Linked DNA regions of Homo sapiens: region 1 is linked to region 2. A link is a contact called in ENCODE Hi-C or POLR2A ChIA-PET data. All regions are on one chromosome and are shown on one strand. The core of a region is the stretch at or near the end of the contact, and the rest is flanking DNA. Distances in the headings are between cores, read along the strand shown.

Region 1 (4,860 bases), core at 1,668-4,167, 300 kb after region 2:
AAACAGGCTGGGCACAGAGGCTCCCGCCTGTAATCCCAGCTCTTTGGGAGGCCGAGGTGGGCAGATCACCGGAGGTCAGGAGTTCAAGACCAGCCTGACTAACATGGTAAAACCCTATCTCTACTAAAAATACAAAAATTAGCCAGGCGTGGTGGCGGGTGCCTGTAGTCCCCAGCTACTCGGGCAGCTGAGGCAGGAGAATCACTTGAACCTGGGAGGCAGAGGTAGCAGTGAAGAAAAAATTGATCGACCAGACTTCATCACAATTTAGAACTTTTGGTCTGTGATAGGCCCTATTAAGAGAATGATTAAAAAAAAAAAAAAGCTCCAGAGTCAAAGAAAATAATCCGCAATCCACATATCTGACAAAGTACTGTTACTGGTGGAGGGTGTTCTTGGCATCTTGAACAGAGAATTGGACAAAACGCACAAACAAAGCAAGGAAAGAATGAAGCAACAAAAACAGAGATTTACTGAAAATGAAAGTACGCTCCACAGGGTGGGAGCAGGCCCGAGCATAGGGGCTCAAGGGCCCTGTTACAGAATTTTTGGGGGCTTAAATACCCTCCAGAGGTTTCCACTGGTTTCTTGGTGTATGTCCTATGTAAATGGAGAGGATGAGGTAAAGTTAGAAAGTCATTTACTCCTCGTATGCCCTATGTAAATGAAGAGGATATTTCCTGTCACAGCTGAAGTGTGAATTGGCCTTATGTTCCCTGCCTCCAGATCCTATTTTCCTGCCTCAGTACTACTATCTAGAATACATAAAGAACTCTCAAAATTTAACAATCTAATAAGAGTAGATGTAAAAGACTTGAAGAGAATTTCACTGAAGAAGCACATAAACACAGGAAAAATGTTCAACATTATTAGCCATTAGAAAATACAAATTAAAACCACAAGAGGCTGGGCATGGTGGCTCATGCCTGTAATCCCAATATTTGGGAGGCTGAGGTGGGAGGATAGCTTGAGCCCAAGAGTTTGAGACCAGTCTGGGCAATGTGGCAAAACTCCGTCTCTACAAAGATTACAAAATTTAGCAGGGCATGGCAGTGCATGCCTGTAGTCCCAGCCACTCAGGAGGCTGAAGTGGGAGGTTCATTTGAGCTTCAGAGGTGAAGGCTGCAGTAAGCCTTGTGATCACGCCACTGCACTTCAGCACTGGAGACATAATGAGACCCAGCCTCAAAACAAACAAACAAATAAATAAAACCACAACATACCACAACACATCTACCAGAATGACTAAAAAATAGTGACAATGCCAAATGGTAGTCAGGATGTGGAGAAACTGGGATTACAGGGGTGAGCCACTGCGCCCAGCCGGAAATGCCCAAAAGTTATCCTGTATGGTGTAAAAGGGGAGTAACCCTCAGTTCTGAGGGAAATCCCTGCCCCTTTCCTAGGGATACAGAAAACTCATGAATAATCCATCCTTTGTTTAGCATACAGTCAAGAAGTAACTATAAGTATACTTGACTGAGTATACTTATAGTATGGGCTCGCTGCTCTGTCTATGGAGTAGTCATTCTTTTATTCCTTTAATTCTCTAATAAACTTGATTTTAGTCGGAGGTGGTGGCTCATGCCTGTAATCCCACCACTTTGGGAGGCCAAGGCAGGCAGATTGCTGGAATTCAGGAATTCGAGACCAGCCTGGCCACCATGGAAAAACCCTATCTCTACAAAAAATACAAAAATTAGCTGGGCTTGGTGGCTCACACCTGTGGTTCCAGCTACTAGGAAGGCTGAGGTGGGAAGTCACTTGAACCCGGGAGGCAGAGTGCACCACGGCACTCCAGCCTAGGTGACAGAGCAAGACTCTAAAAAAAGAAAATCCAAAAACCCTTACTTTCAGTTAAAAAATTTTGTTTTCAATTCATCTACTGACTCCCTGGTATCTACAACTTAACTAGTCTAGTGAACTTGGGGAAGTTACTCCTTTTTTTTTTTTTAAGACAGAATCTTGCTCTATTGCCCAGGCTGGAGTGCAGTGGCACGATCCTGACTCACTGCAACCTCCACCTCTTGGGTTCAAGCGATTCTACTGCTTCAGTCTCCCGAGTAGCTGGAATTATAGGCACATGCCACCACACCCGGCTAATCTTTATATTTTTAGTAGAGTTGGGGTTTCACCATTTTGGCCAGGGTGGTCTCAGACTCCTGGTCTCAAGTGATCCGCCCACCTTGGCCTCTCAAAGTGCTGGGATTACAGGCGTCAGCCACTGCTCCTGGCCTCTAGTTACTTCTTAAACTCTCTGAACCTTGTTTTTTTTAAATCCTCTAAATAAGGATAACAGTTCATAATTCCTAACTTTTGTTATGAAAATTAAAGGAGTTAATATATATTATGTGGAGAAATGTAAATTCTAGTTCAAAAAATAGAAGAAATAATGTAAATACTGATTTATTTATCTGGTGAGAAATGCAAGGACATTTTTGTTTGGTGGTGGGTATTAAAAGGCTAAGGTATTTATATTCCACTGGATACATTTGGAAGAATGATTAACAGTGTTATTTCAAAATTTCAACATTGAGAACACACTAGGACTTACATCTTTTTCAACTCATCATGATGAAAAATTTTGTCAGCGAAATGTGTTAGGATTGTTTTATAAAAATCTTTCACGTCGATGAGCAAATATCTTAGAAGACTACTGCTGAGGAGAAATGTTATTTATCCAGAGAGTTGCCTTAATTAGGAGACCCTACATAGCGCCCAGTAGAAATGTAATAAAGGCATTTCACTTATTCCCTTCCTCAGCCCTGCCGTGAACAAAATTGAATGAAATCAACCACGCTCCGAGTTCTCGCCTAGACGCAGCCTGTAGTAGCCAGGTTTCACCACTAGGTGGCACACGCCAAAGGCTCCGGCGGGGGCGAGCCGCCCGAGCACGCCTCTCGGTGGCCCCGTGGTATCTCTCGGCTTCCGTTGAGCACCAAGCAAGATGGCAGCTTCCGAGACGGTTAGGCTACGGCTTCAATTTGATTACCCGCCGCCAGCTACCCCGCACTGTACGGCCTTCTGGCTTCTGGTCGACTTGAACAGATGCCGAGTCGTCACAGATCTCATTAGTCTCATCCGCCAGCGCTTCGGCTTCAGTTCTGGGGCCTTCCTAGGCCTCTACCTGGAGGGGGGGCTCTTGCCCCCCGCCGAGAGCGCGCGCCTTGTGAGAGACAACGACTGCCTCAGGTGCGCGGCGCAGGGAGCGGGACGGCCGGGTGGGCGGCGGGCGGGGGACGCGCCTGCGCACGCCCGGGCCTGAAGCCGCTAGACCTGGTAGTGGAGGGGATGGGGGATGGGGAAGGGGACGAGGGTTGGAGGGGGGTGGGGCTGTAAAAATGCACGTTCGCGAACCCCGGAGATCCTGATTGGTGTAGTCAACTTTGGGGCTCAGGAATCTGCATTTTATTATTATTTTTTATTATTATTTTTTTTTTTTTGAGACGGAGTCCTGCTTTGTCACCCAGGCTGGAGTACAGTGGCGCGATCTCGGTTCACTGCAACCTCCACCTCCCGGGTTCAAGCAATTTTCCTGCCTCAGCCTCCCGAGTAGCTGGGACTACAGGCGTCCGCCACCACGCCCGGCTAATTTTTGTATTTTTAGTAGAGATGGGGTTTCACCATATTGGTCAAGGTGGTCTCGAACTCCTGACCTCAGTTGATCCGCTTGCATCGGCCTCTCAAAGTGCTGGGATTGCAGGCGTGCACCACCGCATCCTGCCCCTATTATTTTTATTTTTGAGACTGAGTCTCATTCTGTCACCCAGGCTGGAGTGCAGTGGCGCGATCTCAGCTCACTGCAGCCTCCACCTCCCGGGTTCAATCGATCCTCCCACCTCAGCCTCCCGAGTAGCTGGGCTTACAGGCGGGCGCCACCATGCCCGGCTAATTTTTTGTTTGTTTGTTTGTATTTTTAGTAGAGACGGGGTTTCACCGTGTTGGCCAGGCTGGTCTTGAACTCCTGACGTTAAGTGATCCTCCCGGCTTCCCAAAGTGCTGGGATTACAGGCGTGAGCCTCCGCGCCTGGCTGGAATCTGCAGTGTAACGAGCATCCTTCCCGGGATGCTTCTGATGACAGGAGAATCAAACTTGGAAAATCCCTGATGCCTAAGGGCAGGGCCAGGCTTTCTTTCAGCCTTGATTTAGCACATCCGCGCTTAGCTAGGCACTGTGCGACTCTGTTGCGTGCCCATGGTGCAGATGTGCCGGAGACCCGGCCTTACCCATGGCGGCCTTCAGGGTCAGGTGCAGGAAGCTGACAAAGGGGAATCGTTGTGTTTTCTTCATAACCTGCTGTTGTCCAGCCTTAGTTCTCATGTGCCCAGTGTCCCCTGAGACTTCTGGTGGCGTATCATTTTGTGTCTCACCCAGACATTTTGGGATTCTCTCAAATAAGTGTCTTGAGTCCTTTTGGGCTGTAAATTGGGAAACACAAAATAATCTTAAATATGCTTTTGGAAGTTAAAAAAATGATAATGAGATGAGTATCCAGGAGCAATTGTAGTGTGAATTGCTGAAATGTGGTTGAGTTGCCACAGTAAGATGATGGTATCTGATCATTCCAGTTTGGATTCATATCTTGGACTGATTTATTCAGACTTTTTTTTTTCTTTTTTAAATAAAGAGACTGGGTTTCCCATGCCCAGGCTGGAGTGCAGTGGTACGATCATAGCTTGCTGTAACCTTGACTTCCTGGGCACAGGCAATCCTCCCACCTCAGCCTCCCGAGTAGTTGGGACTTCAGGCCAGGCAACCACGCCTGGCTAATTTTTGTATTTGTTGTAGAGACAGGGTTTCGCCATGTTGCCCAGGCTGGTCTCGAATCCCTGGGCTCAAGCTGTCCTCTCACCTCAGCC
Region 2 (4,503 bases), core at 2,004-4,503:
TGAAAAGATTTTCCTCTTTAATTTCACTAGCTTTTTGAAATGGCTAGCCACGAAATCAAGGAGAGAAAAATTTTTCAGACATCTGTTATCATCCTACAAATCATTTCTGAAATTAAATTATCTAAAAGTACAAAAGGCTGGGCTGCATGCAAGCTATGACAAGTCCAGGACAATTAATAAAGCAACTAAGAGTGTAGGTGGGTTTCTTTCTTAGGAGAAGGCACGCATTCCTGATCTCTTTGATCAGAGAAAGAGGGTGAATTTGCAAAATCAATTCAAGTGCACCGAAGGTTGCCAGGTTTCTTTATTTGCTTTCCTTCTCTTCCATTCAATGTTAAAGCCAAAAGGGGCTTGAAAGATCACCTTGGTCCACTTATTTTACAGAAGAGGAAATTGAGACCCAGAGGTAGGGAATGTCTTGCTCACTTTCATAAGAGGCGGATGGAAGTAGAGCCCCATTTCTGGCCTTGTCCCACTACCCCATCACAGAGGAGTGAAGTTCCATGCAACCCAGCACTACAGCCCAATGTCATCTTAAGGCCTCTGTTTGGGGCAGATATATATTAATAAAAACCGTGGGGAAACTCTGGTAGACATAAAGGGAAGGGAGGAGAGGCAGGAAGCCCACACAGGGGCTAAATAAAACACTGCACACTCCCCCTCCCATTAAATGTATTGTTATATACAGACACTCTTTCTTCCCTTCCCCTTCTGACCTCTGCCTGGAGACTCTTCCCCCTTCTACTCTGGATTTTTAAAACTTGTGATGTATAAAAGTACCCATACTCAAATGAAAGGATCTGAGAAAGAAAAGGAAGGAAAAAAAAATCACTTTGAAACCCCCAGGCCTTATCAGCCTTAGATTTCATGCCATCTGGAGTCACCCCAGTGGATGCCCAGCTCAGCTCCGCCAGCGTCCCCTTCCCTTCCCAAAGCACATTCCAAATCCCAAGTGCCCCAAGAGAAACCTGTTGCCTGGACCTGTAATTAGCGCCCTCTCCCCTCCTTCCCACTGCTGTCCCCCTTGGCCACAAAGCAGGCTGTGCCTTCTCAAAGCTGATCCCCACAGCCACAGTTGGTAACGCGTGCTGTGCTTGGCTGACAAAGAAAAGTTGCATTTGCTCTCTGGTGGAGTTTCTCTGCACAGTCCCCAGGCCGGGAAGGCAGACTCTCCAGGAGCCGAACCCTCTCCTCCCCAAGCCTAACCTTGGCAGCCTCTGAAGCTGCAATGGGACAGGCTCTAAAAAGAAAACCCCAAAGCCAGCCACAGCAGCAAACTTTTGAGCCAACTCGCTAGCTCAGTTTAAAACTACCCAGTTCTAGCACAGAAGCAAAAGAAGGCACTGTCCCTTTAAATGGGGCTGTCAATGCCCAGATCGTTCCTGAAAAGGGGCGAACAACAACAACAAAAAGCAACCTACCGTCTTGGAATCTAACTCATGGTGGGGCTGACCTAATACTTTATCTACACTTGCTGGGTCTGCGAACGTGACGAAACCGAAGCCTCTGAAAGGAGACAAAGAGGGAGAAAAACAAACAAGAAAATGTGACACCATTGAAAGCAACCAGGAGTGAGACCTAAGGCTGAATGAGGAGCAAAAGTTGCCCCCCACGCACCCCCACCTCCCACTCCCCTCCTCCAATTCCCCTCCTGCCTACAGCCCTCCACCTCGCAAGAAAAAACATCAAGGTTAACGGGGGAAGTGGAACGGGGGCAGGGAGGGTGGAGGTAACTTGGAAAATGCTGGTGCCTCCACTCTTTGGCCACCTCAGTTTCCTCTCCTCCTCCCCTTCCCTTTCTTAACGCTTTGTTTTATTCCGAAGAAAGCCCGGCACTTAGAAGAGATTTACCACCATCTTTCTAAGAGGGATCTTAAGAGTTTGGGGAGCTGGGAGTGTGGGGGAAACACACATTAAGATCAAAAGAAAAAAAAAAACTATGCGAAAGTAAATGAAGCTGAATGTCATTTTAAACAGAGAAAAAGAAGCGACGGGAAAATGACTTAAAAGCAGAGAGATGGGTATCTCTGTATCCAGAGTTCAGCTCCAATTAACAATAACCTCTGGGGTTACTAGGGGGCGGTGGGGGTGGTATAGAGCGCCGTTCGAGATCAGCCACGCGCCTGAGCCCCATTCTAATCCGCTTAGCTACTTCCGAAGACACCTCCAAAAATAAAACTTAAACTTTGTTCTAAAATAAAGACAAAATCCAGAAGGGAATGGTTTACCTGGAGCGTTTCGTAGTGGGATCTCTCATGACCATACATTCTCTAATTTCTCCAAATTTGCTAAAATAGTCTCTAAGGCTATCTGTAGAGAGAGAAAGAGAGAGATGGGGGGGGGAGAGAAGGTGTGGAAAAAAAAAGCAATGCAAATTTTGATCAAGGACAAAATCCAAAAGTAGTTTTCTGTTGTTATTCTGTTTTGTTTTTGCATTTTTTGCACACGCGGGGGAAATTCGGCAACAGAGGTCGCATAGAGGGCTCAGAAAGGATTTGCTATTTAAAAAAAATAACCTTGCACAGGAGAAGTGGGGAGCCAATGGCGGGGGGGGGGGGGCTCCTACACCGGGATAACAAAGAGCAATAAAGAAGCCAAGAAGGGGGGGACCCAGGCGTCCCCCCCTCCCTCCCTTACCTGGTGAGGTCTGCCAGCTCAGTCCACCGATAAACATTTTACTAGAGGGAGAAAACATAACAGAAGTGAGCACCGATGTCAGATCGGCCATTTTGACGTGTAACTTACAAAAGCTAAAAGGAAAGCGGGGGGGAGCGAGCGAGCGAGAGCCGGGAGGTGGGGTGGGGGAGAAGGTGACGGCGAAATGCAATCCAAAGGTGTGTAACTTCCACGGGGGGGGCGCGCGGGAGAGGCGGGGGGGCGCGGGAGATGCCCGGCTCCGCGCACCGCCGTCCCCGCCGCTGCAAGGAGAGCGAGCCCAAGGCGGCGCGGTGGGCAGCGGCTGGAAACTTACCCGGGGTCGTGCTGGGAGTCGTTGGCGCTGCCCGAGGTGCCTTGGCTCCCATTTGCCTCCATATCTGAGCCCCCCCGCCCCCCCACCCCCAAAAAACCAAGCCCCACAGCGATCGGAGCGGAGCGGCGGCCGGCTCCGAGCCCCGAGATCTCCGCTCCCTCCTCCCCCTCCTCCTCCCCCCCGCCCGGGCTCCTCCGAATCTCTCTGCGAGCGGCGGAGCCGGGGCAGCGGCGAGAGCCGTCACACGTGGGCTCGGCTTAGCTCAGCCCCGCTGCCTCGCACACCCCCCCGTCCCCGCCCCCCCGGCCCATCCCCACCTCTCCCCCTCCTCCTCCCCACCCCCATCTCCTCCTCCTCCTCCCCCTCCTCCCCGGCGCACGTGGGGCGGAGTTCTAGAACGTCGTGTAACCAATGCCGGTGACGTCACGCACCCCCGTGCGGCCCCCGCCTGCCCGCGCGCGCACACTCGGCCCCCCACGGCCGGACCCACAAGGGTGGCGCGCGAACCCCGCGGGCGGAGGGGACCCCGCCTCCGGGCCGGCAGGGCGCAGGGCGAGGGGGAGCGCACCCCGACTTCCCTGGATCACATGGGCTGCGGGGGGCGGGTGGATCGGGGGAGGGGAGGCGCGGGGAGCTTGCTGCGGCTCCTCACCCGGACCTGGGAGAAGACGCCCCCCACCCTCTCTAGTTCGCCCTCTCCATTCAAGTTTGCCGGCCCCTGCCGCCGAGATCCGGGAATGGCACCAGCCGCCCGCCCTCCGCTGTGCCCTGTTTCCAGCCACCGCTCAGAAATTTAGGTCAAGGACGTCGGGAGCAAACCCACACCCTGGCGCTCCTTTGGCGGCCCCCGAGACGCCCCAGGATCGGGGGGCTTCAGGATGGCGGAGACCCTCCTGCACAAACACCAGCCACAAGTTTTATTTTCCTTTTGCGCTGGAAGTTCTCTCTGGCTCTGGCTCCACACCGGCACGTCTTGCGCGGTTCCCCGCCCTTCCCCAGTAGAGGTACCAATCCGTGCCCGGGAAAGGTTATTTTGGAACTTTGAGAAACTGACGCGATTCCAGTGGCGAGAAAGTGCCGAAGAAAGGGTTTCCGCGTTAATCATACAGTGTTTTAAAAATGTAATAAGATAGGTTATAGGAGTCAAGGTCACATGATTGAGGTTCAAAGCAAATGTTTGTATATAACGAGAAGTACTTTTGGGGTGTCTCTGGGATGGATGGGAAGGGTGGTTATTTCAGGAAACCCCTGTGTAATCCGTTCGTTATATATTTTATTTCTCACCCAGCCTTTGTATGCCAGGATAGTAAAGTGCATGATACTGAAATAGCCCAAGACCCCTCACGACCTGCAGAGGTAGCTAGGGTGGCAGAAGGCTTCAGAATCACTCCCACCTTAGCAGCAGTAGTATTGTGCAGCACGGGTTCTGGCATACAGTAGGTGCTTAATAAATGCGGTTTCATACCTTCATGCACTGAAAACTCCAAAAAGACAATGTCTGTAGCCTTCCAAAGGCATCGCATGAAAGTTTC

Evidence for each region. A loop is a pair of places that touch in the nucleus more often than their neighbours do. ChIA-PET counts read pairs that join two places held with the same protein, here RNA polymerase II (POLR2A). Pooled maps may share reads with other maps.
Region 1: a loop to region 2 is called in a map of CD8-positive, alpha-beta T cell, with 5 times the contacts of the local background. The contact joins the promoter of COIL here to the promoter of MSI2 in region 2. A Hi-C loop is called at or near these places in 3 of 168 maps with a recorded cell type or tissue (CD8-positive, alpha-beta T cell, naive thymus-derived CD4-positive, alpha-beta T cell and sigmoid colon), 1 of 37 single-sample maps with no recorded cell type and 14 of 50 pooled maps. POLR2A ChIA-PET finds 5 or more read pairs at or near these places in 4 of 52 experiments (A673, OCI-LY7, activated CD4-positive, alpha-beta T cell and 1 more).

Annotation. Positions count from the first base shown.
Region 1 is chr17:56,959,107-56,963,966 of GRCh38, reverse strand. COIL (coilin) reads left to right here and starts at 2,917. Exons shown (of 7, transcript NM_004645.3): 1 at 2,917-3,192. The coding sequence starts at 2,948. It overlaps LOC105371836 (a long non-coding RNA gene), which reads right to left and starts at 2,819. Exons shown (of 4, transcript XR_934875.4): 1 at 2,555-2,819. RefSeq lists enhancers at 2,836-2,885, 2,896-3,035, 2,785-3,079 and a silencer at 3,206-3,315.
Region 2 is chr17:57,255,273-57,259,775 of GRCh38, reverse strand. It overlaps MSI2 (musashi RNA binding protein 2), which reads right to left and starts at 3,253. Exons shown (of 14, transcript NM_138962.4): 1 at 2,972-3,253; 2 at 2,638-2,678; 3 at 2,229-2,310; 4 at 1,422-1,506. The coding sequence starts at 3,033. LOC101927510 (a long non-coding RNA gene) reads left to right here and starts at 2,780. Exons shown (of 3, transcript XR_007065860.1): 1 at 2,780-2,834. RefSeq lists enhancers at 1-14, 1,001-1,090 and a silencer at 3,069-3,698.